Regions from separate parts of the Homo sapiens genome. Here region 1 is linked to region 2. A link is a loop called in an ENCODE intact Hi-C map of the cell type or tissue named here. Cell type or tissue: Caco-2. All regions are shown on one strand. Each heading gives the region's core, and the rest is flanking DNA. Links, peaks and the distances in the headings are about the cores only. Region 1 has its middle 31 kb from the start of EIF2S2. Region 2 has its middle 25 kb from the start of ASIP.

The links. Peaks named below come from ENCODE experiments on the same cell type or tissue, not always from the same donor. Only the 100,000 strongest peaks of a DNase experiment are listed, where the experiment ranks them.
Region 1: a loop joins it to region 2, with 8 times the contacts of the local background. A loop is called at or near these places in 1 of 110 quality-filtered maps.

Annotation. Positions count from the first base shown.
Region 1 is chr20:34,135,151-34,150,876 of GRCh38, reverse strand. No RefSeq gene overlaps it. Among named protein-coding and RNA genes, the nearest start is that of EIF2S2, 31 kb to the right of the region's middle. RefSeq lists an enhancer at 6,968-7,468. In Caco-2, for the core only: a CTCF peak has its summit at 7,966 (motif pointing left); a DNase peak (open chromatin) is centred at 6,762.
Region 2 is chr20:34,208,861-34,224,586 of GRCh38, reverse strand. It overlaps a transcript of ASIP not described here and the pseudogene XPOTP1. Among named protein-coding and RNA genes, the nearest start is that of ASIP, 25 kb to the left of the region's middle. In Caco-2, for the core only: no CTCF peak of the experiment used is centred there; a DNase peak (open chromatin) is centred at 8,386; H3K4me3 peaks cover 1,037 bases.

The DNA.
Region 1 (15,726 bases), core at 5,871-10,870, 73 kb after region 2:
TGTTTGAAACATTTGAAAAATTGAGATTGTGCCAAAATTCCTTAAGTGTGTACTGTGTGTCTGAAACAGTGTGAGATGTTTTCATCTCCTGGTCGGGACTATTTGTTCAGCAACATTTTGCATTTCTCAAGCATCTCAAATATTATCCCACATTTTTTAAATTATGAAGAACTTTCCTGCTCTTCATAAACTCATATGTAATTCAAGGGAAGTATGTATTTCATGTGTATTAAACCCACATGTGTTTCAAGGGAAATTTAATCCCTGTTTGATTAATTCCCTCTGTCCGTCACGGTTTTACTTTTAAGAGCTATTTGATGTTCAAGAAGCCATTAGAACCCCCATAACGTCCATTTCCGAGAAAAGTGATGTGGGTAAAATTAAGCAAAACCAAATATTAACAAAATAGTTAAGTATTAAGCAGAATCCTAATGAGGAACATTACACTATCCTGTTTTTACTTTTCAGACTCCAATAAATCAGTGATGACTGGAGAGGCCCTCACATGTTTATTGCATATTTTATCCCAAGGGACTCTGAGGAGTTGAGAGAAGGAATAGTTTAACGCCATTCTGTTTCCAGCAATATTTCAGTCTAGATTTTCTGAAAACCCTCAGCCACAAGATGCCTAAAATTGAGGACTAAAATATCGTAAACATTATTTTAAATGCATATTGCTCTCCGAAGAAAGTAAAAGTCTAGGATTGATCTCTCTCTCTTCCTCTCTCTTTGTCTCTCTCTCTCTTTCCAGAGACTAAAAATAAAGAGGGATCTAGGCCAGGCACGGTGGCTCATGCCTGTAATCCCAGCACTTTGGGAGGCCAAGGTGGGTGGATCACCTGAGGTCAGGAATTTGAGACCAGTCTGGCCAACATGGTGAAACCCCATCTCTACTAAAGATACAAAAATTAGCCAGGCGTGGTAGAGTACACCTGTAGTCCCAGCTACTCAGGAAGCTGAGGCAGGAGAATCACTTTAACCCAGGAGGCAGAGGTTACAGTGAGCTGAGATCACGCCATTGCCATTGCACTACAGCCTGGGGGACGGAGAGAGACTCCATCTTAAGAAAAAAAAAAAAAGGCGCTAAAACTGGAAGATAAACACAAATTGATCCTAATCCTATAGATAAGGGAGTGGAGAAGATTGCTTATCTCAGAAATCAAGGACCTGGTATTCTGACAGACACACAGTAATAGAAAATGAAGCAGGATATTAGAACTCAAAAGTCCAGGGAAAACTTGGACCTTAGTCAAAAAATGAACTAGTTTTTCCACCATCATAGAGAAATAATGAGGAAGTATGCCTTGTTCTGCATAAAAAATTTTTAAAAAGGCTTCCTTAAGAATGTATAACCATAGGCCCACCCTCAGGTGGATTTGAGGATCATATTTACACTAACCACATGTTTTTAGAACCTTCAAGCCAAAAAATTAAAGTAAAAAATTAGTCCTACGTTGAGGTATTTGACAAGAGCAAATACTCAATCTCTCTGGAAAGACATAGCCCCAACCCAGATCACACAAAATTCACAGAAAAAGCCCTGCCAAACATAAGCTCTTAAAAATTATAAAATGTGGCCAGGCACAGTGGCTCACACCTGTAATCCCAGCACTTTGGGAGGCCAAGGCAGGCGGTTCACAAGGTCAGGAGTTCGAGACCAGCCTGGCCAACGTGGCAAAACCCCGTCTCTACTAAAAAAAAGTATAAAAATTAGCTGGGCATGGTGGTGGGCGTCTGTAATTCCAGCTACTCGGGAGGCTGAGGCAGGAGAATTTCTTGAACCTGGGAGGTGGAGGTTGCACTGAGCCAAGATCGCGCCACCGCACTCCAGCCTGGGCGACAGAGCGAGACTCCGTCTCAAAAAAAAAAAAAAAAAAAAAAAAAGAAAATTATAAAATGCCACCATCACTACTAGCACTACTAGCCACTCCAATCTTTCTTTCTTTTTTATTTATTTATATTTTTATCCTGGGTACTTGCAACCCAGGATAACTGGAAAAGACATTAGAAAAGGTATCCGTATCATAGTTTCAAAATTCTTTTCCATAATTTAAAATCTCAAAGTCATGCTCTGTTAAATTAAGTAATACATAATCATAAAACATCTGAGTCATTTCTAGGTAAGTTAAAATACTGAAACATTAATTATTAAACATAAGTTTAAGTTTATATACTTTGACTTTTATATGGTATGGAAATAACTAATATATTTAGATGTTAATAAACAAAAATTTAAGGCTAAAAATTACAAAATGTTTTTCATCTACAAATACTAGTATACAACAGTTCAAAATTACTTACTTCCCAGGTTTTTCACCAGAAATTAGGGTTACTAAGAGTTAAAATTATAGTTAATATATGTAATGAAAACTGCTAGATATAAAAGAAACAATTCTATATAGACAGCATATAAAGAAAGAAGGATGTGTTTCTTATTTTAAAAAAAGTTAAAAAGAGGCTGGGTGCAGTGCCTCACGCCTATAATCCCAGCACTTTGGAAAGCCGAGGTGGGTGGGTCACCTGAGGTCAGGAGTTTGAGACCAGCCTGGGCAACATGGTGAAACCCATCTCTACTAAAAATAGAAAAATTAGCTGCGTGTGGTGGTGCGTGCCTGTAATCCCAGCTACTCGAGAGGCTGAAGCAAGAGACTCGCTTGAACCCAGGAGGTGGAGGTTGCAGTGAGCAAGGTTGTGCCACTGCACTCCAGCCTGGGCAACAGAGCAAGACTCCATCCCAAAAAGAAAAATAAACAAATAAAAATTTTAAAAAGAGATAGAGTAATTTTTTCTTTCACATGACAAAATACCGTGTGTGGTCAAAATGATGAAGAAGAAAGAAAGTAAATTTTTGCCCTAAGCTAGAATACTCCCACCCCACAAAAGAAATGTACAAAACTGAAGGTTTAGACAAGTTGTAAATGGTTTGGGAAAGATTAGTCTGATGAAAGAAATTTTGTGTGTGATCAAGTTAGCTAAAATTAAAAGAAAATTATTTGTAAATTTTAGTAAAAATTGAACACTAATTCAAAAGCACACTGACACAAGGCCAGAGTTGGGGTCCCTATTTGAAGCAACAGGGCGTTCTTGAACATTGATTTGCTCTTTAAGAAAAATTGTAGGGCCAGGCGCGGTGGCTCATGCCTGTAATCCCAGCACTTTGGGAGGCCGAGGCAGGCGGATCACGAGGTCAGGAGATTGAGACCATCCTGGCTAACACTGTGAAACGCCATCTCTACTAAAAAAAAATACAAAAAATTAGCCAGGCGTGGTGGTGGGTGCCTGTAGTCCCAGCTACTTGGGAGGCTGAGGCAGGAGAATGTCATGAACCCAGGAGGTGAAGCTTGCAGTGAGCCGAGATCATGCTACTGCACTCCAGCCTGGGTGACAGAGTGAGACTGTCTCAATTAAAAACAAAACAAAGCAAAACAAAAATTGTAAAACGTTTTTCTTTACCTTCCTAGTAACTGGCCTAGGAAATAGAGATTCCATTTTGTGTTTCATCAATTTCTGTGCTTTGTGCCTTTAAGATCTTTTGTCACTTTGGTTTCATTTCATAGTGACCTGTGGCCTCATTTTGATCAAGCGTTTTAAACCTTTGATATTTGACAAGCTACTCAAAATTAAATTTCAATTTTTTTTTTAATTTTTATTTTTTGGCGATGGAGTCTCACTCTGTGGCCCAGGCTGGAGTGCAGTGGCGCAATCTCGGCTCACTGCAACCTCTGCTCCTGGGTTCAAGCGATTCTCCTGCCTCAGCCTCCCGAGTAGCTGGGACTACAGGCACGCACCACTGCGCCCAGCTAGTTTTTGTATTTTTTTTTTAAAAGACAGGGTTTCACCATGTTGGCCAGGCTGGTCCTGAACTCCTGACCTCGTGATCCGCCCGCCTCGGCCTCCTAAAGTGCTGGGATTACAGGCATGAGCCACCGCGCCTGGCTCAAATTTTAAAATCAATTATTTTTTACCCAGACGTAGACATAACAGGAACCCCTAAGGTCTGAGAAAGACATATTAGGCTTATTTGGTATGCTAAAATCACACAGGAAGCATTGTCACATTTTAAAATGGTGTTTAACTTTGAGTTGTATTTATATAAATGTATTATTAATATTAAATTAATATTAATAACACATTATATATGTTAATATTAATGTGTTTCCAAATCATATCATATTTCTAAATTCTGACATGTCTTAGTATATATTATCACAGTCATAATTATGGTTATTATATTAAATTGTTTTATGCCACACAAATAACCAAATTTCTTTGCCAATTGCATCTTTAATTATGGCTACCCTAAGTTTTTGTAGTCCACAGTTATTGTCTTTTTTTTTGAAACAGGGTTTCATGGCATGATCAGGACTCACTCTCACTGCAGTCTTGACCTCCTGGGCTCATACAATCATCCTGCCTCAGTCCCCTGAGTGGCTGGGACTACAGGTGTGCACCACTATAGCCAGCTAATTTTTAAAAAAAATTTTAGTAGAGATGAGGTCTCACTATGTTGCTTAGGCTGGTCTCGAACTCCTGAGCTCAAGCGATCCCCCTACTTTGGCCTACCAAAGTGCTGGGATTACAGGCGTGAAGCACTGTACCTGGCTCACATTGTCTTAAATCCTTCTTATAATAGGCCTAAGTACCTAGCTCCTCTTTATAGTTATTCTTGTCTGCATTAACAAATGTTTTACCAGTTCTCTAACCCAGATTTTGATCACATGACACGTCTAGGTTTTTGTTTTTGTTTTTCAGAGATGGGACTCACTATACTGCCCAGGCTGGTTTCAAACTCCTAGGCTCAAGTGATCCTCCAGCCTCAGTCTCCCAAAGTGCTAGGATTACGGGCATGAGCCACCACACTCAGCCTGCTTCCAGATCTTATCCATAGACTTAACCAGTACTACCAAACGTCAATAAGAGACACTGATAAGGATCTAACAGGTGCCTGCTTGTCCTTCTCACCCTGCTTGGTCCAAATTGTTTAAACTGGCCATAAGTCTCTCAGCCACGTGAGTCCCACTGAGGGACTAGATGGACCCACCCTAGCAACAATAAGGGACATAGCATAAGTTGGTCATCAGTGCTGCCTACAACAGGTTTCAACTAAAAGGAGGAAATGTTGAATTATGCCCCCAGTTAACAGACAAGATGGACTCCTTGTGGTTCAAAAGTAAAAGCAGACCCAAGAGGCCATGGCAGGGCAAGGGAGTGCTCATGTTCTCTGTGACCTTAGAAAGCACCGCAAAACCTGGTTTTCTGCAACCAAGTCAAAGAACAATGCCTGGAAACAACTATAGCTGGGAATTTCCCAACTGACCCCCAAGAGACCACCTGGTGCCAACCAACTAACCACCTGAAACAAGCCTATTAAGAGAGACTGGTGATTTTGGGCTTAAAGGCCATCCAATCAAGACTCTGTTCCTCATTCTCCTGATTACCCTCACCTACCATGCAGGTTTTGTGTATATAATCTCTAACTCTTCACCCACCCCAAAACTTCAGAGCACATTTTCAGTTTGCATGGAAGGCTACATCTCCTTAGTCTGCAGATTGCTTTGATAGATTGATTGATTGATTGGAGACTGAGTCCCGCTCTGTTGCCCAGGCTGGAGTGCAATGGCGTGATCTCAGCTCACTGCAACCTCCGCCTCCCGGGTTCAAGCGATTCTCCTGCCTCAGGCTCCCGAGTAGCTGGTGTCAGGCCTCTGAGCCCAGGCCAGGCCATCGCATCCCCTGTGACTTGCACGTATATATCCAGATGGCCTAAAGTAACTGAAGATCCACAAAAGAAGTAAAAACAGCCTTAACTGATGACATTCCACCATTGTGATTTGTTCCTGCCCCACCCTAACTGATCAATGTACTTTGTAATCTCCCCCACCCTTAAGAAGGTTCTTTGTAATTCTCCCCACCCTTGAGAATGTACTTTGTGAGATCCACCCCTGCCCACCAGAGAAAAACCCCCTTTGACTGTAATTTTCCATTACCTTCCCAAATGCTATAAAACGGCCTCACCCCTATCTCCCTTTGCTGACTCTCTTTTCGGACTCAGCCCGCCTGCACCCAGGTGAAATAAACAGCCATGTTGCTCACACAAAGCCTGTTTGGTGGTCTCTTCACACGGACGCGCATGAAAGCTGGGATTACAGGTGTGTGCCACCAGGCCTGGCTAAGTTTTATACTTTTAGTAGTGATGGGGTTTCACCATATTGGCCAGGCTGGTCTCGAACTCCCGACCTCAGGTGATCTACCTGCCTTGGCCTCCCAGTGCTGGGATTACAGGTGTGAGCCACAGCGCCTGGCCAGCAGATTGGTTTTAGAAAATAAAGTTCTCCTTTTTCCTCTGCAGAGTTCATGGTCTTTTATTAAACATGCATAATAAAAATTGTGGAGGACTTTCATTTTTTGTTTCTGGAATGTTTCATTTTTTTTTTAGCCATTATTTCCTTCGTAACCAGAAAATATAAATTTCTATTTAAAAATACTAGGTGCTTTTTTCTTCAAGATGGCAGATTAAAAGCTTTCAGCATGCATTAGCCACTTGGAAACAACAAAACAGCACATAAAGACCAACTATGAGAGCTTTAATTCAAGAAGGAAGACAGGAATTCACTGAAATGGTAAACAATAACCCAGACCCTGGGGAGGAGAAGGTGGACAAGCAGCCTCCGTGGTGGTGTTTGGCTGATAAATGTGAGTGAAGCTCCAGTATATGACAGGGGCAGTCGGTCTCCCTCTATGACTCACCTTTCCTCTACGGATCTGTGCAACCCAGGCCACGGAAAAACACTCGTTTCTCCCAAGCCCTGGGAGACAGAGAAAGGGAAAGATACTGGGAAAAGTGCAGACAGTTTCCCAGATCTGGGGCCAAGAGGAGGATGCCATTTTTATTTTTATTTTTATTTTTTGAGACGGAGTCTCGCTCTGTTGCCCAGGCTGGAGTGCAGTGGCACTATCTCGGCTCACTGCAAGCTCCGCCTCCTGGGTTCACGCCATTCTCCTGCCTCAGCCTCCCGAGTAGCTGGAACTACAGGGGCCCGCCACCACGCCCGGCTAATTTTTTGTATTTTTTTTTTAGTAGAGACGGGGTTTCACCGTGTTAGCCAGGATGGTCTCGATCTCCTGACCTCGTGATCCGCCCGCCTCGGCCTCCCAAAGTGCTGGGATTAGAGGATGCCATTTTTAATCCAGGCTCATACAAAGCCAGACATTGTTTGGCAACCTGGCAGTGGCAGCCACAGCAGGCATTTTAGTCTCACGCTAGAGATTAGAGTGCTTGCTCTGGAATGGGGGAAGGGCCCACAGCCAGAATTGGTCACTGAGTGTGAAGAGTGCCCCAGCCATAAACACTGAATTAGGCTGTCTCCCATCATAGGACTGGAGTGAGAGGAGAGTTGCTGAAGCTGAAGTTTCTCACCAGTGGTGAGACTTGCAGCTAGGGACAGCTTTGTGACCTGGAACCAGTCTGCATGTGTCATTGCTTAGTGCCCTAACCTGCTCCCTTGGTCAGTTGGGGTATAGTGTCCCACCAGCTCCAAGAAGCAGAAGAGAGGGGCAGACCCTACGCCCCTGGAGATCTAACCCTTGGTGCAGTCCATCCCTATGGGAGGGGGAACATGGCCTGCCAAAGCCCCCCTTGGGTCACAGGAAATGCAAGCTCAGCACCAGTTGCTGAAGGCAGTACCACCAAAGCCCATAAATAGACATAGAGAGAAGGTCATCTCTCTCCCCTTACCCTTGTCCTCAGTGCACTGTTGTGGACTTGACAGTGGCTGTTCCCAACAGGGCTGGGGAGCATGGGCTTACAGAAACCACTTCTTGGGCTTCTCCGGCAGCTTCACCTTCACTGAAGGTGAATACCCTGAAGGAAAGTGCTTTTTGTGATTGACTCTCCATTGCTTCCACCCGCACACCTCCCTGATGGCTCTTACTCTTAAACACCATCTACTGGACGGCAACTGAATTATACCACTGAACAAAAGTGCATGCATCACTACAACAAATAATGTTTCAGAAAGCCACTGCATGAACTTATCTACAACCAAGGAACCTGTACAGAACCTTGGCACCCTGAAAACACCCAGAAATAAAGCCAATCAATCATAGACAACATACACCACAGTCATGCCAACAAGGGAAAAAAAGAATAAAAAATCAAGAAGCCACCAGGTGCAGTGGCTCATGCCTGTAATCCATCCTAGCACTTTGGGAGGTCGAGGCAGGTGGATCACCTGAGGTCAGGAGTTTGAGACCAGCCTGACCAACATGGCGAAGCCCCATCTCTACTAAAAATACAAAAATTAACCGGGCATGGTGGCAGGTGCCTGTAATCCCAGCTACTCGGGAGGCTGAGGCAGGAGAATTGCTTGAACTGGGGGGGTGGGGGAGGGGGGCAGAGGTTGCAGTGAGCCGAGATCACACCACTTCATTCCAACCTGGGTGAAAGAGCAAAACTCTGTCTCAAAAAAATAATAATAAATAATAATAATAATCAAGAAGCCCCATCCAAATGATAGCAAATTCAAAAAAAGGAAGTGTCAGTTCCTTCAGATGAGAAGGAACCAGGGCAAGAACTCCAGGAAAACAAAAAGCCAAAGTGTTTAGCCAAAGGACCCCATTGTGTCTCAAGCAATGGATCCTAACAGATATAGAATTTAGAATATGAATGGCAAAGAAACTCAATAAGATCAAAGAGAAAGTTGAAATCCAACACAGGGAAGTCAGAAGAACTATCAAAGATTTGAAAGATAACACAGCTGTATTAAGAATGAATGAAGCAATTTCTCGAATTAAAAATTCACTAACAGAATTTCAAAATATAGCTAGAAGCCTTAACAACACACTATACTAAGTAGAAGAAAGAATTTCAGAGCTCAAAGACTGGTCCTTTGAATCAACCCAGTCAGACAAAAATAAAGATAAAAAAATTTAAAAAAAAATGAACAAAGCCATCAATAAATATGGGATTATATAAAGTGACCAAATTTATGACTTACTGGAATTTCTGAGAGAGAAGCACAAGTAAGCAACTTGAAAAATATATTCAAGGATATAATTCAGGAAAATTTTCCCAATCTGGCTAGAGAGTTCAATATGCAGATACAAGAAATCTAGAGAATTCCTGTGAGATAGTATGCAAGATGACCATCCTCAAGGTCCATAGTCATCAGAGTATCCAGGGTTAATGTGAAAGAAAAAATCTTAAAGGCAACTAGAGAAAAGCATCATATTAGACTAAAAATGAATTTCTCAGCAAAGACTTACAAACAAAAAGAGACTGGGGGCCCATTTTTAGGATTTTTTTTTTTTTCAGGTAGAGACAGGATCTTGCTCTGTTGCCCAGGCTAGAATACAGTTGTGCAATCATAGCTCACTGCAGCCTCAAACTCCTAGGCTCAAGTGATCCTCCTACGTCAGCTTCCTTAGTTGCTGGGATGACAGGTGCATGCCACAATGCCTGGCTAATCTTTTTTAACTCTTTGTAGAGACAGGGTCTCGCTTTGTTGCCCAGACTAGTTTTGAACTCCTGGCCTCAAGCAATCCTCTTCATAAATGAAGGAGAAATAAGGTCTTTCCCAGACAAATAATTGCTATGAGAATTTGTCACCACGAGACCAGTCCTACAAGAGATGCTTAAGGGAGTTCTAACTGCAGAAACTAAAGAATGATGCTTGCTACCACAAAAGCACATAGCCCACAGACTCTGTAAAGCAATTACACAATCAAGATTATAAAGCAATTAGATAACAACACTACAATGGCAACAAAACTTAACATATCAATATTAACCTTGAAGTAAATGGTCTAAGCACTCCACTTAAAAGACATAGAGTGGCAGCCAGGTGCAGTGGCTGATACCTGTAATCCCAGCACTTTGGGAGGCCAATGTGGGCGGATTATGAGGTCAGGAGATCGAGACCATCCTGGCTAACATGGTGAAACCCCGTCTCTACTAAAAATACAAAAATTAGCAAGGTGTGGTGGCACGCACCTATAGTCCCAGCTACTCAGGAGGCTGAGGCAGGAAAATCACTTGAACCCGGGAGGCGGAGGTTGCACTGAGCTGAGATCGTGCCATTGAACTCCAGCCTGGGCAACAAGAGCGAAGCTCTGTCTCAGAAAAAAAAAAAAAAAAAAAAAAAGATATAAACTGGCAAGTTGGATTAAAAAAAACAAGATCCATCCATTTCTTCTGTCTTTAAGAGATCCATCTCACATATAATGACACCTATAGGCTCAAAGTAAAGAGACAGAGAAAGATCTATCGTCCGAATGGAAATAACAAAAAAAGCATAAGGATCGCTATTCTTGTATCAGATAGAATAGACTTTAAATGAACAACAGTAAAAAAAGACAAAGAAGGCATCACATAATGATGAAGGGTTCAATTCAACAAGAAGACCTAACTATTCTAAATATATATGCACCCAACATTGGAGCAGCCAACTTTATAGAATAATTACTTCTAGACCTAAGAAAAAACTTAGACACACAATAATAGTAGGGGACTTCAACACACGTTTGATATTATTAGCCACATCACAAAGGCAGAAAACTAACAATTGTAATAGCAGGCACATCACGTGGCAAAAGGAGGGGAGAGAGACAGAAGTTACCACACAATGTTTTTTTTTTTTTTTTTCTTCCTGAGACGGAGTCTCACTCTGTCACCCAGGCTGGAGTGCAGTGGCGCAATCTCGGCTCACTGCAACGTCCACCTCCTGGGTTCAAGCAATTCTCCTGCCTCAGCCTCCCCAGTAGCTGAGATTACAGGTGCGTGCTGCCACACCCAGCTAATTTTTATATTTTTAGTAGAGACGGGTTTCACCATGTTGGTCAGGCTGGTCTCGAACTCTTGACCTCATGATCCGCCCACCTCGGTCTCCTAAAGTGCTGGGATTACAGGCATGAGCCACCACGGCCAGCCGGCGCCACACATTTTTAAATGACCGGATGTTGTGCTATTGTGAAGACAGCACCAAACCATGAGAGATCCAACCCCATGACCCAAACACCTCCCACCAGGCCCCACCTCCAGCACTGGGGATTACAATTCAATGTAAGATTTGGCCAGGGACAAATATCCAGACAATATCAGTATCTTACAGGAAATATGATAATTTACACCTTTTATTTTCTATCTTTCCCAATACTGTTATATCACAATATATTTTATTAAATCAATATTTCATGTTAACCTTATTATGACTCTCCTATACTAATGTGGTTTACTTCTGGATCAATTAGACATATTATGATCACATTTCCTTTCTCTCTCTTTCTCTCTCTCTCCCCCTCTTTCTTTCTCTCTTTTTCTCTCCTCTTTCTCTCTTTTTCTTTCAATGGGATCTCTCTCATTCAGGCTGGTCTGGAACTCCTGAACTCAAGTGATCCTCCTACCTCAGCCTCCTGAGCAGCTGGGGTTACAGGTGCATGCCACCGTGCCCAGCTACATTTCCTTTCTTACACGATTTTTGGTTTTTCTTGGAATTAACAATTGCCTCAGTTTTTGTTTGCCAAATTTTCTGTCATTATCACTAATTCTTCCAGAATTTCCAACATAAATGTAAAAATGCCTACATTATTTTCAACATAGTCAAACATGTCAGATACTCTATCAGGTTCACTGGAAACAACCCCTAGAGCACTTCTTTCTCCAGTCTCTCTAAGTCTGCATACAGCTGTCCTCTTGGGACTTCCTTCTGCTTCCTTCCTAGGTTGATCCCACTTCCTAAAACCTATTCCCTTTGTCTTTCTTTTTTATTGATACATAATATTGGTACATATTTATGGAGTACATATGATAGTTTTTTACGTACATAGAATGTATAATGACCAATTCAGGCTATTTAGGATATCCATCATCTTCAGCATTTATCATTTCTGTGTGTTCAGAACATTTCAAGTTGTCTCTTCTAGCTATTTTGGAATACATAATATACTGTTGTTTAACTATAGTCACTTTACTCTGCTATTAAAAATCAGAACATATTCTTTCTATCTAACTGTATGTTTGTACCTATTAACCAAACTCTCTTCCTCCCCACTCACACACCCACACCCCTTTTAGCCTCTGGTAACTAACATTTTACTCTCTACTTTCATGAGATCAACTTTTTTTAGGCTCCCACATGAGTGAGAATATGTCATATTCGCCTTTCTGTGTCTAGCTTATTTCACTTAACATAATGACCTCCAATTCCATCCATGTTGCTACAAATTACATAATTTATTTATTTATTTATTTATTTTTGAGACAGGGTCTCACTCTGTCACCCAGGCTGGAGTGCAGTGGCGTGATCATAGCTCACTGCAGCCTTGACCTCCCAGGCTCAAGCGATCCTCCCATTTCAGCCTTCCAAGTAGCTTGGACTACAGGCACTCCACCATGCCCAGCTAATTTTTGAATTTTTTTGTAGAGATGGGGTTTTGCCATGTTGCCCAGGCTGGTCTCGAACTCCTGAGCTCAAGTGATCCACCCACCTTGGCCTGCCAAAGTGCTGGGATTGCAGGCATGAGCCACCATGCCCAGCCTAATTCATTCTTCGCACCCTGCATTTTTTTTTTTTTTTTTTTGAGACGGAGTCTCACTCTGTTGCCCAGGCTGGAGTGCAGTGGCGCGATCTCGGCTCCTGCAAGCTCCGCCTCCCTGGTTCCCATGCCATTCTCCTGCCTCAGCCTCCCAAGTAGCTGGGACTACAGGTGCCCGCCACCATGCCCGGCTAATTTTTTGTATTTTTAGTAGAGACGGGGTTTCACCATGTTAGCCAAGATGGTCTCGATCTCCTGACCTCGTGATCCGCCCACCTCGGCCTCCCAAAGTGCCGGGATTACAGGCGTGAGCCACTGCGCCCTGTCTCCCCACCTTTTTTTTGAACGGGCTGTTGCTCTGTTGCCCAGGCTGGAGTGCAGTGGTGCAGTCATGGCACACGGCAGCCTTGAAATTCTAGGCTCAAGTGGTCCTCCTGACTCTGTCTCCTGAGTAGCTGGGACTAAAGGCACAAGCTGCCATGCTCAGCTAATTTTTTATTTTATTTTTTGTAGAGACGTGGTCTCACTGTGTTGCCCAGGCTGGTCTCGAACTCCTGGCCTCAAACAGTCCTCCCACCTTGATCTCCTAAAGTGCTGGGATTACAGGCATGAGCCAACATGCCCAGCTTTCAGTCTTTTTTACTGCCACATAATATTCCATTATGTATATATATCACATTTTCTTTCTCAGTCATCCACTGATGGACACAAAGTTGATTCAATATCTTTGCTATTGTGAATAGTGCTGCAATAAACATATGGGTGGAGCTATCCCTTGATATACTGATGTCCTTTCCTTTGGATAAATACTCAGTAGTGAGACTGCTACCTCGCATGGTAGTTCTACTTTTAGTTTTTTTGAGAAATCTCCATACTGTTTTCCATAATGGCTGTACTAATTTACATTCCCACCAACGGTGTGTAAGTTTCCTCTTCTCTGCATCCTGACCAGCAACTGTTTTTTTTTTTTTTTTTTTTTAATCTTTTTCATAGTAGCCATTCTAACTGGGGTGAGACAATATCTCATAGTGGTTTTGATTCCCCCCCCTCTTTTTTTTTTAGACAGAGTTTCTCTCTTGTTGCCCAGGCTGGAGTACAATGAGTACAATGGCACGATCTCAGCTCACTGCAACCTCTGCTTCCTGGGTTCAAGCGACTTTCCTGCCTCAGCCTCCTGAGTAGCTGGGAGTATAGGCGTGTACCACCACGCTGGCTAATTTTGTGTTTTTAATAGAGACGGGGTTTCACTATGTTGGCCAGGCTGGTCTTGAACTCCTGACCTCAGGCCCATCTTGGCCTCCCAAAGTGCTGGGATTACAGGCATGAGCCACCAAGCCTGGCCTTGATTTGCATTTCTATGATGATTAGTAATATTGAGCATTTTTTCATATACTTGATGGCCTTTGTACGTCTTCTTTTGAGAAATGTCTGTTCAGATCCTTTGCCCGCTTTTAAAAATGGAATTGTTTTTGCTGTTGAGTTGTTTGAGTTCCATGTATATTCTGGATATTAATCCCTTGTTAGATGAATGGTTTGCAAATATTTTGTACCATTCAACAGGTTGTTTCTTCATTCTGTTGTTTCCTTTGCTGTGCAGAAACTTTTTAGTTTAAAATAGTCCCATTTGTCTATTTTTGTTTTTGTAGCCTGTGCTTTTGAGGTCTTAGTCATAAAGTCTTTGCCTAGACCCATATCCTAGAGTGTTTCCCCATGTTTTCTTCTAGTAGTTCTACAGTTTGGAGTACATTTAAGTCTTTAATGCATTTTTGAAGGGAGGCTGCCCCTCCACACCTGTGGGTATTTCTCGCAAGATGGAGACGAGCGACTGAGAAAAGAAATAAGACACGGAGACAAAGTATAGAGGAAGAAAAGTGGGCCCAGGGGACCGGCACTCAGCAAGTGAGGACCTGCACTGGCACTGGTCTCTGGTTCCCTCCATATTTATTGATCACTATCTTTACTATCTCTGCGAGGGGAGTGTGGCGGGGCTATAGGGTGAAGGTGGGGAGAGGGTCAGCAGAGGAACATGTGAGCAAAGACTCTGTCATAAATAAGTTTAAGAAAAGGTGCTGTGCCTGGATGTGCACAATCGCTAGATTTATGTTTAAGCTTACATAAACAACTCAGTGCAGTAAAGAGTAACAGAGCAGTATTGCCGCCATGATGTCTCACCTCCAGCCATAAGGTGGTTTTCTCCTGTCTCAGAATAGAATATATGGTCGGTTTTATGCTGAGACATCCAATCCCAGGGACGTGCAGGAGACAGATGCCACGCTCTTATCTCAACCGCATAGAGGCCTTCCTCTTTCACTAATCCTCCTTAGCACAGACCCTTTACGGGTGTAGGGCTGGGGGGCTGTAAGTTCTTTCCCTTCCCATGAGGCCATATCTCAGGCTGTCTCAGTCGGGGGAAACCTGGACAATACCCAGGCTTTCTTGGGCAGGGGTCCCTGCAGACTTCCACAGTGCATTGTGTCCCTGGTTAACAGAGAATGGAGAATGGCGATGACTTTCACCAATATACTGCCTGCAAACACATTTTTAACAAAGCACATCCTGCACAGCCCTCCCTTAAACCTTGAGTCAATACAGCACATGTTTTTGCGAGCACAGGGTTGGGACAAGAGTTACAGATTAACAGCATCTCAAAGCAGAACAATTTTTCTTAGTACAGATCAAAATGGAGTTTCTTTTGTCTTCCTTTTCCTAGATAGACACAGTAACAATCTGATCTCTTTTTCTTTTCCTCACACTTCCCCCTTTTCTTTTGACAAAACCGCCATCTTCATTATGGCCTGTTCTTGATGGTTACTGTCTCTTCGGAGCTGCTGGTTACACCTGTAGACTAACAACAGACAGAATAGGCACACAAGGATTAATATGAAATTTACAATAGTGGAACTTCTGAGGGTTTTAACCCAAGTGACAGGGTTAAGATTTGTGAAGCCATCAGCAGCTCCTGCGATTGCCTAAGTTCCTGGTACGAAATGTAAATGGGCTTTTGATACTTTGAAAATTTGCTCTTTTAATTTTGAAATGTCTAAAGTAAGATTATCTTCTCTTCCCTGTAGATGGCGTCTAACCATGTCCCAGTGATGCTCAGACTCATTATAGGCTCGGGGTGTAATACAAAAATCTGATGTATTCCAGTCACAGTGTAACTGAAAACGATTTCCAAGCTCATGAGCTTATCTC
Region 2 (15,726 bases), core at 6,331-11,330:
CCTCCCTTTTTAACTCATCCCCACAGGGTCATTTAAGAAAATGTATGCATGTTTCTGATTCATAACTATATTATGATGATTATTCTTATAAACCCTTTTGACGTCTAAAAGCCTTAGAGCCACTCAACAGTCCTGTTTGGGCCAGTCTCCTGGAATATGAGATTCCTTCTGTATGGCCAGTGGTGCAGAATGGCTTTCAATGGAGAGAACAGTCTGGCAGTCTTAAGGCTTGGTGTGGTAAAGTCACTTGGATCCAGAGAAGGCATATGCACAGACACCAGCCCAGTCATCCCAAGGAGACAGCTTATCTTTCCCTAAGTATTTCTAAAAGGGTCTCCTGAGTAACTTTTTTTTTTTTAATTTATTTTTTTATTGATAATTCTTGGGTGTTTCTCACAGAGGGGGATTTGGCAGGGTCATGGGACAACAGTGGAGGGAAGGTCAGCAGATAAACAAGTGAACAAAGGTCTCTGGTTTTCCTAGGCAGAGGACCCTGCGGCCTTCCGCAGTGTTTGTGTCCCTGATTACTTGAGATTAGGGATTGGTGATGACTCTTAACGAGCATGCTGCCTTCAAGCATCTGTTTAACAAAGCACATCTTGCACCGCCCTTAATCCATTTAACCCTGAGTGGACACAGCACATGTTTCAGAGAGCACAGGGTTGGGGGTAAGGTCACAGATCAACAGGATCCCAAGGCAGAAGAATTTTTCTTAGTGCAGAACAAAATGAAAAGTCTCCCATGTCTACTTCTTTCTACACAGACACGGCAACCATCCGATTTCTCAATCTTTTCCCCACCTTTCCCGCCTTTCTATTCCACAAAGCCGCCATTGTCATCCTGGCCCGTTCTCAATGAGCTGTTGGGCACACCTCCCAGACGGGGTGGTGGCCGGGCAGAGGGGCTCCTCACTTCCCAGTAGGGGCGGCCGGGCAGAGGCGCCCCTCACCTCCCGGACGGGGCGGCTGGCCGGGCGGGGGGCTGACCCCCCCACCTCCCTCCCGGAGGGCACGGCTGGCCAGGCGGGGGGCTGACCCCCCCACCTCCCTCCCGGATGGCACGGCTGGCCGGGCGGGGGGGCTGACCCCCCACCTCCCTCCCGGACGGGGTGGCTGCCGGGCGGAGACGCTCCTCACTTCCCAGATGGGGTGGCTGCCGGGCGGAGAGGCTCCTCACTTCTCAGACGGGGCGGTTGCCAGGCAGAGGGTCTCCTCACTTCTCAGACGGGGCGGCTGGGCAGAGACGCTCCTCACCTCCCAGACGGGGTCTCGGCCGGGCAGAGGCGCTCCTCACATCCCAGACGGGGCGGCAGGGCAGAGGCGCTCCCCACATCTCAGACGATGGGCGGCCGGGCAGAGACGCTCCTCACTTCCTAGATGTGATGGCGGCTGGGAAGAGGCGCTCCTCACTTCCTAGATGGGATGGCGGCCAGGAGGAGACGCTCCTCACTTTCCAGACTGGGCAGCCAGGCAGAGGGGCTCCTCACATCCCAGATGATGGGCGGCCAGGCAGAGACACTCCTCACTTCCCAGACGGGGTGGCGGCCGGGCAGAGGCTGCAATCTCGGCACTTTGGGAGGCCAAGGCAGGTGGCTGGGAGGTGTAGGTTGTAGTGAGCCGAGATCACGCCACTGCACTCCAGCCTGGGCACCATTGAGCACTGAGTGAACGAGACTCCGTCTGCAATCCCGGCACCTCGGGAGGCCGAGGCTGGCGGATCACTCGCGGTTAGGGGCTGGAGACCGGCCCGGCCAACACAGCGAAACCCCGTCTCCACCAAAACCAGTCAGGCGTGGCGGCGCGTGCCTGCAATTGCAGGCACTCGGCAGGCTGAGGCAGGAGAATCAGGCAGGGAGGTTGCAGTGAGCCGAGATGGCAGCAGTACAGTCCAGCTTCAGCTCCGCATGAGAGGGAGACCGTGGGGAGAGGGAGAGGGAGACGGAGAGGGAGAGGGAGAGGGAGTAACTTTTGCATTACCATTACCTTAGAGCTTGTTAAAGATTCCTGGGTCCCACTTCAGATCTGCAAAGCAGGATCTTAGAATCTAGGGCCTGAAAAAAATATATATTTTACAAGTTTCTCTGCATGTTAGGCTTCTACAACGACATCTGTTCTGCATCTAGTTTCAGAGTTGCTCAATACGGCCCTCGAAGCAATGATTCTGAGTCATGGGTCCTTACTGGTTATTCAAAAGAAGCTCTGGAGCCCTAAACCACAAATGAAAACACCTAAGGCCTGGGCTACTTATTTGCTGTAGATCATAGCAGTTACAGCCTCATCCTCCTCCATCTGTAGCCTTTTTTTTTTTAATTATCCTTCCTCCCTGTAGCCTACCATTGCCAACTCAAATTCTTTTAGGTTCTATGAGCTGTAACTGGGTATTTTCTATGGCAAAAGCTGGTATCCTACAGCTAAAGATTCTTTATATCCACATGCCTGGTCAATCTTTTCTTTATATTTATTTATTTATTTATTTTTGAGATAGGGTCTCACTCTGTTGCCCAGGCTGGAGTGCAGTGGCACAATTATGGCTCACTGCAGCCTCTACCTCCCAGGATCAAGCAATCCTCCCACTTCAGCCTCCCAAGTGGCTGGGACTACAGGCACATGCCACCACACCTGGCTAATTTTTGTATTATTTGTAGGGACAAGGTTTTGCCATGTTGCCCAGACTGGTCTTGAACTCCTGAGCTCAAGCAATCCACCCACCTCGGCCTCCCAAAGTGCTGGGATTACAGGTGTGAGCCACTGTGGCTGGCCTAATCTCTTCATTACAGTGTCCTTTGCTCTTTTCTTTCTATTCCTTCCGCTATGCCCTAGAGACCTTCACTGCCAGAATTAGGCTCACACACACCTTCTTAGTCTGTATGGTTCCAGTTTTCTTTTTCTAAAATCTTTTCCACCTACTTTCTGCTCAAAAACCTAAAAGGACTCCTGGTATCATCCACATCAAGTCTAAATGTGTCTGTTTTCCAGGCCCTTTATAACCTATCCCATTTTGCTTATTAGACTTTACTTCTAACTATGCTACATATGCTTTCCATTTATTGCCCACATACGTATCCTGCTGATTTCAACCCATGGATCAGATTCATCTCAGTGTCCCTGGAACATGATAAAAAGAGGCAGGGTAGGGCCCAATAAATGCAAGCTGACTGAGTCAACATTTGCCATTTGTTTCCCTTTCTTTTTCTTTTTTTTTCTTTTTTTGAGACAGAGTCTCGCTCTGTCGCCCAGGCTGGAGTGCAGTGGCGCGATCTCGGCTCACCTTAAGCTCCGCCTCCCAGGTTCACGCCATTCTCCTGCCTCAGCCTCCCCAGTAGCTGGGACTACAGGCACCAGCCACCACACCCGGCTAATTTTCTGTATTTTTAGTAGAGATGGGGTTTCACCGTGTTAGCCAGGATGGTCTCGATCTCCTGACCTCGTGATCCACCCGCCTCAGCCTCCCAAAAAGCTGGGATTACAGGCGTGAGCCATCGCGCCTGGCCCTGCCATTTGTTTCCCTTTCAACATCCTCTTTTTATATTCCACAAATTCTTCAAGTCCCACATTCTGCTTGAAGACCTCCTCAGTTTCTCCAGCTCTTATGACATCCTCCTTCACTGAAGAAAAAAAAAAAAAAAAAAAAAAAGAAGGAAAGAAGAAAGGAAGAAAAACATCCACACAACAGAGAATGGGCTTTCGGAGTGACAAAAGCATAGGGAAGAGAAAGGAAGATTAATAGTCTGAGAGCAACCACTCTTTAGTTGTTCAGGAAATACATCAATCATGAGTCATTGACTTTCTATGGTACCATATAATCTGTATTATTCTGTTCAGAACACGTATATTGTCAGTGTTCCGTGCTAAGCATGTCAAATGAATTCATTCTGCCTCCCTATGTCAGTTCAGGAGTCATTCCTTCCTGCTTCCCTGATTCCCCGTGTTGAGTTAAATGCTTGCTCTCCATGGTCTCATGACACCTTGTGCTTACTTCTTTTTTTTTTTTTTGAGAGAAGGTCTCGCCCTGTCATCCAGGCTGGAGTGCAGTGGCATGATCTCAGCACACTGCAACCTCTGCCTCCTGGGTTCAAGCGATCCTCCCACCTCAGCCTCCTGAGTAGCTGGGACTAAAGGTGCATGCACCACACCCGGCTAATTTTTGTATTTTTGTAGAGACAGGGTTTCATCATGTTGCCCAGGCTGGTCTTGAACTCCTGGGTTCAAGTGATCAGCCTGCCTCAGCCTCCCAAAGTGTTGGGATTACAGGCGTGAGCCACTGCACCCGGCCCCTGTGCTTACTTTTAACTTAATCTCTTGTATTGAAAATGCCCATTTATTAGTCTGATTCCCCCTTAGACTTTGAGTTTCATGAGAGAAGGTCCAGACTTACTAGTCTTTTTATTATCTGTTCCTTTTATGGGTATGTCAGTTCTACACGTGTAGATGGCACATAAACCATCTCTGAAGTAACTAGACTGTAAACTTTGGAAGATAAAGTTCATTTTTTTTTTTTAAGATGGAGTCTCGCTCTGTCGCCCAGGCTGGAGTGCAGTGGCACGATCTCGGCTCACTGCAAGCTCCGCTTCCCGGGTTCATGCCATTCTCCTGCCTCAGCCTCCCTAGTAGCTGGGACTACAGGCACCCACCACCACGCCCAGCTAATTTTTTTGTATTTTTAGTAGAGACGGGGTTTCACCGTGTTAGCCAGGATGGTCTCAATCTCCTGACCTCATGATCCGCCTGCCTCGGCCTCCCAAAGTGCTGGGATTACAGGCGTGAGCCACCGCTCCCAGCACATGTTTTGTATTTTTTATCTTTATATTCTGGGTTCCCAGCTCAGTGCTCAGGTGTTCAGAAAGTTTGTGAATGTTAACATTTCTGTGCTCTGTTCCTCTCACCACCCACAAGCAACCTTACACTTGCCCAGCAAAACCTAGTAACTGAGCACTTTTATTCTAGTAAGTGCTTATACAGTGTTATTCACTGAGATTAATGCTGTTGACCACTATGAGAGAGAAAGAGTAAACAAATTTATTAATTATATTTTGCTTGGAAACTCTATTGCAGAGTCTAATTGTTTAAATAAGAACTTCTGCCTCTCTTTCCTACTTTCAGAGAATAAGTTTTGGAGCCAGGCAGAATTAGATTTGAATCTTGGCTTTGCAAATACACTAGCTCCTGGTCTTGGGTGTGGCCTTTTGGGAGATTAAATTAAAAATGGGGATAACAATACCTATTCTGCAGGATCATTATGATGATTGAATGTGTAAAGATAGAAAAGGTGTTTAAGCACCACACTTGGCACATAACAAGCATCCACAAAAGTTAGTTTTTACTCCTTGATTCTCTCCTTCCTCAAGAGGATCACTTGGATCACCTCTTTCCATATAGTGTCTAGTCTAGTGTATTACATGACATTATCTAGTTTAGCCTAAGGTTAGGCTTCCTTTTCTTATACTACCTGTTCCCTAGGAGCTTTGAGTCTATATTTATATACATTTGAACATGTAATGTGTATGTGTTTGGAAGTCTATACAACTGCCTATAGTGTACATCTGTATACAAGAGCCATAGGTTTCCAGCTATTCTCACATTTAGTTTGAGAAACTTCAGAGGGTTACGTTAAAATTGCTGAAAAGGGGCCAGGCGTGGTGGCTCACACCTGTGATTCCAGCATTTTGGGAGGCCGAGGTGGGAGGATCACGAGGTCAGGAGATCGAGACCATCCTGGCTAACATGGTGAAACCCCGTCTCTACTAAAAATACAAAAAAATTAGCTGGGCGTGGTGGCGGGCGCCTGCAGTCCCAGCTACCCAGGAGGCTGAGGCAGGAGAATGGCATGAACCCAGGGGGTGGAGCTTGCAGTGAGCAGACATCGTGCCACTGCACTCCAGCCTGGTCTCAAAAAAAAAAAAATTGCTGAAAAGGACACATGCTCCTTTTCCCTTGCTACTGCCATCTCCACCAGCCTGATTCCCCCTGTTAAATGACAGCACTGTGAAAAATTCCTGGGATTAAGCTAGGGTGGGTGAGCAGATATCTAAAAGCAAATAGGAGGAGTGCTCCCCAGAAGTATCCAGCTATAAGACCTGCATGCTGCTATTGCTCAGTAATAAAAAATGATAAATGGGTGATGCCACTTTGCCTCAGTGGGACTGGATAAAAGTAATGAACAAGGCTATATTTTTCCCAATCTCTCCTTTTTAGAAGGGAGTGGTGAAGAAGTGGTAGGTGTACAAGGCACACCAAATAGCCTTAGTGAACAGCTCCAAATATCATATCCTGCTTGTGGGCTCTGTCATTCCAATCTGAGGATTTGTGGGAGTTTTTTACCCTCATAATGCTGAAGCCAAACCTCCATGCTCGCAATTTCCCAATTGTCTCCAAAATCATTAATAAAGTCTGAACGTATCTTCCAAAACAAAGTTAATCTTAATGAACTTATATTTCTAAAAATGTGTGTCATAGAGTTCCATTTCTGGCAAAGGCTGACTAGTTGGTCTTTTTCAAACATCTTGCTGAGAACAATTACAAATGCTGAACAAATTAGCACTTTTTAAAAACAGCAATTTGGAGCTATGGAAGAGCTACAAAAGCAGTGAGAATTTGCTAGTCCAAGATCTGGAGAAAAAGAGAAGCCAAGTAAGGTGAGACTGGTATTTGGAGACACTTTACTCTGAAGACAATTGCTGATTCCAAAAGCAAAAGCAGCGCTGAGAGGCTGAAAAGAGCTTTCAGCGGGCTGGGCGCGGTGGCTCACGCCTGTTAATCCCAGTACTTTGGGAGGCCGAGGCGGGCGGATCACGAGGTCAGGAGATTGAGACCATCCTGGCTAACACGGTGAAACCCCGTCTCTACTAAAAGTACAAAAAAATTAGCCGGGCGTGGTGGTGGGCGCCTGCAGTCCCAGCTACTCGTGAGGCTGAGGCAGGAGAATGGCGTGAACCCAAGAGGCGGAGGTTGCAGTGAGCCGAGATCGCGCCACTGCACTCCAGCCTGGGCAACAAAGCGAGACTCCGTCTCAATAAATAAATAAATACATAAATAAGCTTTCAGTAGATTCCCAGCCAGGGCTGATGAGACATAAATTGTAGTAAGGTACCTGAAAAGGAGGAAGGGTCCTGGTAAATATCCCCAGGCTTTCTTTTTCTTTTTTTCTTTTTTTGAGTTGGAGTCTCATTCTGTCCCCCAGGCTGGAGTGCAGTGGCGAGATGTCGGCTCACTGCAACCTGCGCCTCCCAGGTTCAAGCGATTCTCCTGCGTCAGCCTCCGGAGTAACTGGGACTACAGGCACCCACCACCACGCCCGGTTAATTTTTGTACTTTTTGTAGAGATGGGGTTTTGCCATGTTGCCCAGGCTGGTCTTGAATTCCTGCGCTCAAGTGATCCACCTGCCTTGGCCTCTCAAAGTGTTGGGATTACAGGCGTGAGCCACCGCGCGCAGCCTCTCCAGGCTTTCAGCTGGGACCATGAAGGGCTCCACTCTAGGGATAAGGGCAAATTGGAAAGAGATCAGCTCTCACAAGGATTAAAGCCCAGCTTTGACTTCCTCAGACACTTACTAGATGAAAGTTTCAGCCTCTAGCCTATTCGCTTGACAGAAACAAAAGTAAACCCTTCTGGAGAGAGATAACATCATATAGAACCTCAAATCGTCTCCAGAGCTCCACAGGCTTTTTTGAAGAAATTGACAACATGGTTCTAAAATTTATATGGAAATGCAAAGGACCTAGAATAATCAAAACAATATTGAAAAAAGAACAAATTTAGAATATTTATACTCACAAGTTCAAGATTTGCCACAAAGCTAGAGTAGACAGATACAGATGAATGGAACAGGATCAAGTCCAAAAATAGATCTATACATATATAGTCAACTGATTATCAACCAAGGCATCAGATCAATTCAGTGAGGCAAAGGAATGCCTGTTTAACAGATGTGTGAAAAAAACTGGGTATCTCTATGGAAAGACAGCTCTAACCCCTATGGCATTCCATACAAAAAATTAATTCAAGATGGATCATAGACCTACATTAAAAACTAGAACCATAAAACTTCTAGAAGTATATCTTTGTGACTATGGAGTAAACGGAAATTTCATAGGTAGAACATAAAATGTACTAACCATAAAAGTAAAAATAAAATATTGGACTTCAAGAAAATTTATTTTTTTGCTTATCATAAGACGCCATTTTGAAAGGAATAAATAAGAAATAGACAGGAGACGGCCCCAGCCCGCGGGCTGCCGCCCGCACTCTCCATGAGACTGCTGGCGCCAGCGCCCGCCCGCGCGGCACCTACTCGGAGAGGGCGCTTCGCGCTGACTCAGCGGCGACGGCGGCGGCGGCGTTAGCTGGCCCTCGCGCTCTTTCCCTTCTTGGGGCGCTGACCCCGCCCGCTTGCTTGCTTGCTTGCCTGCCACTCAAGAGAAGGTGCCAGGGGACGCGGAGCGACGAGAGGCGTGCAGTCCCGGCCAACTCCGTCTCTGGCGTTGGCGCTGCGGTCGTGGCAGAGGACTACGGCGACAAGGACGAGGGCCGCTGTCCCAGCTCTCTGCGAGCTGCGCCGCTCGGCTCCGTTCCGCTGGCTGACCATGGAGTTCAGGCTGGGAGGCGGGCTGGAGTGATAGGGAAGATGTTTATAAATTCTTCTGTGGGATCAGAGGGCAAGCCTATTATAACCAGAAAACTCCAAGTATAGCAGCAAGGATGGATAAACAGGCTCTATTAGGGCTAAATCCAAATGCTGATTCAGACTTTAGACTAAGGGCCCTGGCCTATTTTGAGCAGTTAAAGATTTCCCCAGATGCCTGGCAGGTGTGTGCAGAAGCTCTAGCCCAGAGGACATATAGTGATGATCATGTAAAGTTTTTCTGCTTTCAAGTACTGGAACATCAAGTTAAATACAAATATTCAGAACTAACCACTGTTCAACAACAACTAATTAGGGAGACGCTCATATCATGGCTGCAAGCTCAGATGCTGAATCCCCAACCAGAGAAGACCTTTATACCAAATAAAGCCGCCCAAGTCCTCGCCTTGCTTTTTGTTGCAGAATATCTCACTAAGTGGCCCAAGTTTTTTTTTTGACATTCTCTCAGTAGTGGACCTAAATCCAAGGGGAGTAGATCTGTACCTGCGAATCCTCATGGCTATCAACTCAGAGTTGGTGGATCGTGATGTGGTGCATACATCAGAGGAGGCTCACAGGAATACTCTCATAAAAGATACCATGAGGGAACAGTGCATTCCAAATCTGGTGGAATCATGGTACCAAATATCACAAAATTATCAGTATACTAATTCTGAAGTGATGTGTCAGTGCCTTGAAGTAGTTGGGGCTTATGTCTCTTGGATTGACTTATCCCTTTTAGCCAATGATAGGTTTATAAATATGCTGCTAGGTCATATGTCAATAGAAGTTCTACGGGAAGAAGCATGTGACTGTTTATTTGAAGTTGTAAATAAAGGAATGGACCCTGTTGATAAAATGAAACTAGTAGAATCTTTGTGTCAAGTATTACAGTCTGCTGGCTTTTTCAGCATTGACCAGGAAGAAGATGTTGACTTCTTTTCAGCATTGACCAGGAAGAAGATGTTGGCCAGATTTTCTAAGCCGGTAAACGGAATGGGACAGTCATGGATAGTTAGTTGGAGTAAATTAACTAAGAATGGGAATATTAAGAATGCTCAAGAGGCACTACAAGCTATTGAAACAAAAGTGGCACTGATGTTGCAGCTACTAATTCATGAGGATGATGATATTTCTTCTAATATTGGATTTTGTTATGATTATCTTCATATTTTGAAACAGCTTACAGTGCTCTCGGATCAGCAAAAAGCTAATGTGGAGGCAATCATGTTGGCCGTTATGAAAAAATTGACTTATGATGAAGAATATAACTTTGAAAATGAGGGTCAAGATAAAGCCATGTTTGTAGAATATAGAAAACAACTGAAGTTAGTGTTGGACAGGCTTGCTCAAGTTTCACGAGAGTTACTACTGGCCTCTGTTCGCAGAGTTTTTAGTTCTACACTGCAGAATTGGCAGACTACACGGTTCATGGAAGTTGAAGTAGCAATAAGATTGCTGTATATGTTGGCAGAAGCTCTTCCAGTATCTATCTCATGGTGCTCACTTCTCAGGTGATGTTTCAAAAGCTAGTGCTTTGCAGGGTATGATGCGAACTCTGGTAACATCAGGAGTCAGTTCCTATCAGCATACATCTGTGACGTTGGAGTTCTTCGAAACTGTTGTTAGATATGAAAAGTTTTTCACAGTTGAACCTCAGCACGTTCCATGTGTACTAATGGCTTTCTTAGATCACAGAGGTCTGCGTCATTCCAGTGCAAAAGTTCAGAGCAAGATGGCTTACCTGTTTTCTAGATTTGTCAAATCTCTCAATAAGCAAATGAATCCTTTCATTGAGGATATTTTGAATAGAATACAAGATTTATTAAAGCTTTCTCCACCTGAGAATGGCCACCAGTCCTTCCTGAGCAGCGATGATCAAATTTTATTTATGAGACAGTTGGAGTGATGATTGTTAATAATGAATACCCGGCAGAAAGGAAAGAAGCCTTAATGAGGAATCTGTTGACTCCACTAATGGAGAAGTTTAAAATTCTGTTAGAAAATTTGATGCTGGCACAAGATGAAGAAAGGCAAGCCTCTCTAGCAGACTGTCTCAACCATGCTGTTGGATTTGCAAGTCGAACTAGTAAAGCTTTCAGCAACAAGCAGACTGTGAAACAGTGTGGCTGTTCCGAAGTTTATCTGGACTGTTTACAGACATTCTTGCTGGCCCTCAGTTGTCCCTTACAAAAGGGTATTCTCAGAAGTGGAGTCTGTACTTTCCTTCATCGAATGATTATTTGCCTGGAGGAAGAAGTTTTTCCGTTCATCCCATCTGCTTCAGAACATATACTCAAAGATTGTGAAGCAAAAGACCTCCAGGAGTTCATTCCTCTTATCAACCAGATTACGGCCAAATTCAAGGTACAAGTATCCCCGTTTTTACAACAGATGTTCATGCCCCTGCTTCATGCAATTTTTGAAGTGCTACTCTGGCCCGCAGAAGAAAATGACCAGTCTGCTGCTTTAGAGACAGACTTTTTCAGTGTTCACTTCAAAACTGTCTCAGTCTCTACCTATGACTCAATTCCAAAGCCACTTTCACATTTTTCAGGTGTTGGTTATAGCAACACTCCACTCTCTGGCATTAACTTTCTGTCTTAGACTGTTTTGTGCTGCTATAAAAGCATACCACAGACTGGGTAATTTATAATGCAAAGAAAGTTATTGGTTCACAGTTCTGGAGGCTGGCAAGTCCAAGATAGAAGGGCTGGCATCTGGTGAGGGCCTTTTTTGCTGTGTCATAACATGGTAGAAGGCATCACATGGCAGAAGGATAAAGAAAGGATGGAGGAGAAGGAGCAAGAAGGGTGAACCCACCCTTGCAATAATGATAGCAGCATTAGGTCTATTCACAAGCGTGGAGTCCTCATGGCCTAATCACCTCTTAGAAGTCTCACCTGTTGATACTGTTACAATGGCAACTAAGTTTAAAGTGACTTTTGGAGGGATAAACATTCTAGGAGGCTTCTTGCTTATAGTAGTATGTCAAGTGCTGACTGGTAAGTCCTACAGTCACTCAAAAGCAGTGCTGGAGTTGGAAAATCTTAATTTTGCAACCATCATAGTAAGAATTGATTCAAGTAAGAATCATCAATAGATGCAAGATATATGCACATTCTTAAAGTATTTCCCCTACAGATTGCTTATTAGTTATAAGGGTAAAGAATGGAAATATCTCAATGGAGTGATCAAAATTAACAAGGGCAGGTGGGAAAACATCAGATAAACTCAAAATTAAAATAATTCTATCACACAAAAGAAGAATTTTTTTTCCTCAAAAATGTCAATGTCATAAAAGACAAAGAATGGCTGAGGAACTGCTCCAGATTAAAGGAGATTGTACTGAAGGAAAATAAATACTATATAAGACATTATTGGGTCAATTGTTAAAATTGTAAAATAGACAGTAGATAATGTATTGCATCAATATTAAAATATACTAAATAAGTTTATAGGAGTGATAACTGTACCATGGTTACTTAAGAAAATATTCTTATTCTTTGGAAATTCACAATGAAATATTTAGTAGAAAAGGGTCATAATGTATATGTATGAAATTTACTCTCAAATTTTATGTGTAAAAAATGTGTGTGTGCATGAATGTGTGTGCACATTTGAAGAAAGAGAGTGAACACACAGGCACAAAATAATAAAGCAAATGAGACAAAGTATTAACAATCAGAGATTGGGTGTATGGGAGTTGTTGCAATTTTTCTTACTAGTCTTGTAACTTTTCTTTACGTTATGAAATTATTTACAAATAAAAGTTTAAAGAGTAATCTATTAGGTGAGTTTAATAATAAATTAGACTCAGCTTAAAGCAGAATTGGTGAAATGAAAGAAAATTCAGAAGAAAATACACAGACTAAAACATGGAGTTACAAAATGATGAAAAATACAGAAAAGAATGTAAAATCATATAGGACATAGTAAGCAGTTATAATCTTAGAAGGATAAGAGAGAGAAAATGGGACACAAGCAATATTTGAGAAGATAATTACTGAGAATGTACCAAAGCTTTATATACTTGATATCTTTATCTGGTTACAGATTCAAGAAATGCCACAAAGCCCAAGCAGGATAAATGTACACCTAGGCATGTGACTGTACATCTATAAAAAGCTAACGACCCAGAGAAAAATCTTAGGAGTAGCACAAGAAAAAAGTCAGTTTACTTGCAAAAGATCAAAAAGTAAGACTGACTGCTAATTTCTCAAAGGAAACAACATAACTCAGAAAACAATGGAATGATATCTTCAAAATGAAAGAAAATAACTAAGTTGGGATTCTACATTCAGCAAAAACATTTTTTCGTAAATGAAGGTGGAAATAAAGACAATTTCAGACAAATAATACCTGAGAAAAATTTGTCACCCGTAGACCCATATTAAAAGACATTCTAAATGGTATTTTTCAGGCAGAAAGAAAGTAATCTCAATGGAAGCACAAAACTGAAAGAAGAAATATAGAACAACATTAAGTTAACAACAGTGGGTAAATCTTAACAAATGCCAATTGTATAAAACAACAGCACTGACAACAATAACAACAACATTTTGTAGAATTTAAAGTATATATAAAATTAAAATATATGGCAATGAGGCCGGGCACGGTGGCTCATGCCTATAATTCTGGCACTTTGGGAGGCCGAAGTGGGAGGATCATTTGAGGAAGGCCAAACTGGGAGGATCATTTAAGATCAGGAGTTTGAGATCAGCCTGGGCAACAACAGTGAGAACCTGTCTCTATAAAACATTAAATAAAAATCGAGCCAGGCATGGTGGCATGCTCCTGCAGTCCTAGGTACCTGGGAGGCAGAGGCAGCAGGATTGCTTAAGTTCAGGAGTTCAAGGTTGCAGTGAGCTATAATCAAGCCACTAAGCTACTGTACTCCAGCCTGGATGACAGAGCAAGACCTGTCTCTTTAAAAAAGAGAGAGAACACTACAAGAGAAAAATTACATATCAAATTTTAAAAATAATATACATGTAAAAATCTTAACCAAAATATTAGCGTACCCAAACTAGAAATATATAAAAGGACTAATACTCCATGACCAAATAGGGTTTATTCCAGGAATACAAGATTAAGTTATCATTCAAAAAAATCAGTCACTGTGGTTCATCATAAAATGAATAAGGTCCCCACAGCTAACAGCATGCTAAATGGGGAAAAACTGAAAGCCTTTCATCTAACATCTGGAACAAGACAAGGATGACTGCTTTCACCACTTTTATTCAACCTAGTACTGTTGCAGGATCCTCGGGGTGTCACTTTTCTGGCTGGAAACCTCTGTGGCTGGTGGCACCTTTGCCTGAGTTTTGCTCAGGCCCGCTGGTCTTATTCTGCCCACTCAGCCTGGCAGGTTGTGCTTGGTCCACACTACTGGCCTGGATCCCATGCCTGCCAAAGGCAAGCCAGGCATGGAGTGGCAGCAGGTGTGTGAGTGAGCAAGCATGGGGGTCTGGCCACTGCGCACAGTCAAGCATGTCAGCTGCTGTGGGGCAGGCAGCTCCAGGTGCTGACGTGGGTGCTGACTCTCTGTGAGGCTGCAACTGGACCAGACACACTGCAAGCAGCTTCCACACCTGCCACTGGGGAATGTGGTGGCTCCCAGAAGCTTGGAGACTCCAGGAGTCACAGGGCCCCAAAGACGGAGTCATAGCCCTGGCTCAGGGAACTCCCAGGTCTGGGCTCCCCAAAGGGCCACAGCTCTTCTATCCTTCTCTTCACCCTCAACGTGGTGAGCAAGGGACGTTTCAGCCCTGTTTGTGTTACACCTCTTTTAGTCCCACCATTTGGTAGGTCCCGAGTTCTTGTCCTGCGTCCAGGAAGAATGAGGTGTGCAGACAAATGGAGGGTGAGCAAGGTGAAGAGAAGCTTTACTGAGTGACAAAATAGCTCAGAGGAGGCCCTGGAGTGGGCAGCTCCTCTCTGTAGCAGGTTGTCCCAAAATCTGCTCAGCTCTGGCTGAATTGGGGGCTCTTATGGGCCTCAAAAGGGAGGAAGTGCACACTGATTGGTCCATGGGCAGCCATGGGTGGGCTGGGAAAAGGCACCACTATTTCCCACTCTGGTCTGTGGGACTGGCAGCCAGACTCCCAGCCTTCAGGCCCTCCCTTCTACCCAGGAGCCTGTCTGCCTCCCACTGCTGTCCATCGCACCCAGGTTATCATGCCAAGGGACACCTGCAGGCCAATGCCAAGCTGCCCTCGGCCCCTCCTTAGCTTCCCTCCCATTCTCGTTGGTGCCCCAAATCCAGAGGGGCCCAAGGCAGCAGGGGACTGTCATGTCAACACTGCCCCAAGTGTATGCACACACGGCTGGGTTGTGACAGTGCCTGGGCCCAGCCCCAACCTTACTCCAAGATTGGAGTGGGTGCTGGGAGCAGGGAGAGGCCAGGCAGTGGGAGCAGACTTCTCTGAGCCTGGTTGGGGGTACAGGGGGGTCTTCCCAGGCTGCCAAGAGTGCAGAGATGCCTGGCTCTGCAGCTGTGACTTGGGTGGCTGTAGCTGCATCCAGGAGGGTGGGGTTCCTGCCTGCTCCTGGACCACCCAAGAGCACAGGAAGGCCCAGGTCAGTAGCCACAACTTGGGCAGCTGTAGCTGCACCCGTGAGGGTAGGCCTCCTGCCTGCTCCGTGGAGTGGGAGGCCTGAGTCTGCAGCCATGACTTGGGCAGCTGTAGCTGCACCCAGAGAGCTCCCACCCCACCAACTTGGAAGGGGTAGGGCTCCCACTTGTTGCCGGCTCCCACCAGCTCTGTGCAATGTGCAGCTGGAGTGATGGCAGCAGCTGCTCCAGATGGACCACTGCTATCATCAGTACTACAAGTCCTAGCCAGAGCAACTATACAAAAGAAAGAAACAAAGGGCATCCAAATTGGAAAGGAAACTGTCCAAACTGTCCTTGGTTGCAGACACTATGATCTTATGTTTAGAAAAGCTAAAGACTCCACCAAAACCCTATTGGAACTGATAAACAAATTAAGTAGCAGGATACACAATCAACATACAAAAATTAGTATTATAGAATTTCTATATTTCAACTGTGAACAATTTGAGAAAGAACACAAAGCAGTCTCATTTACGATAGCTACAGAAAA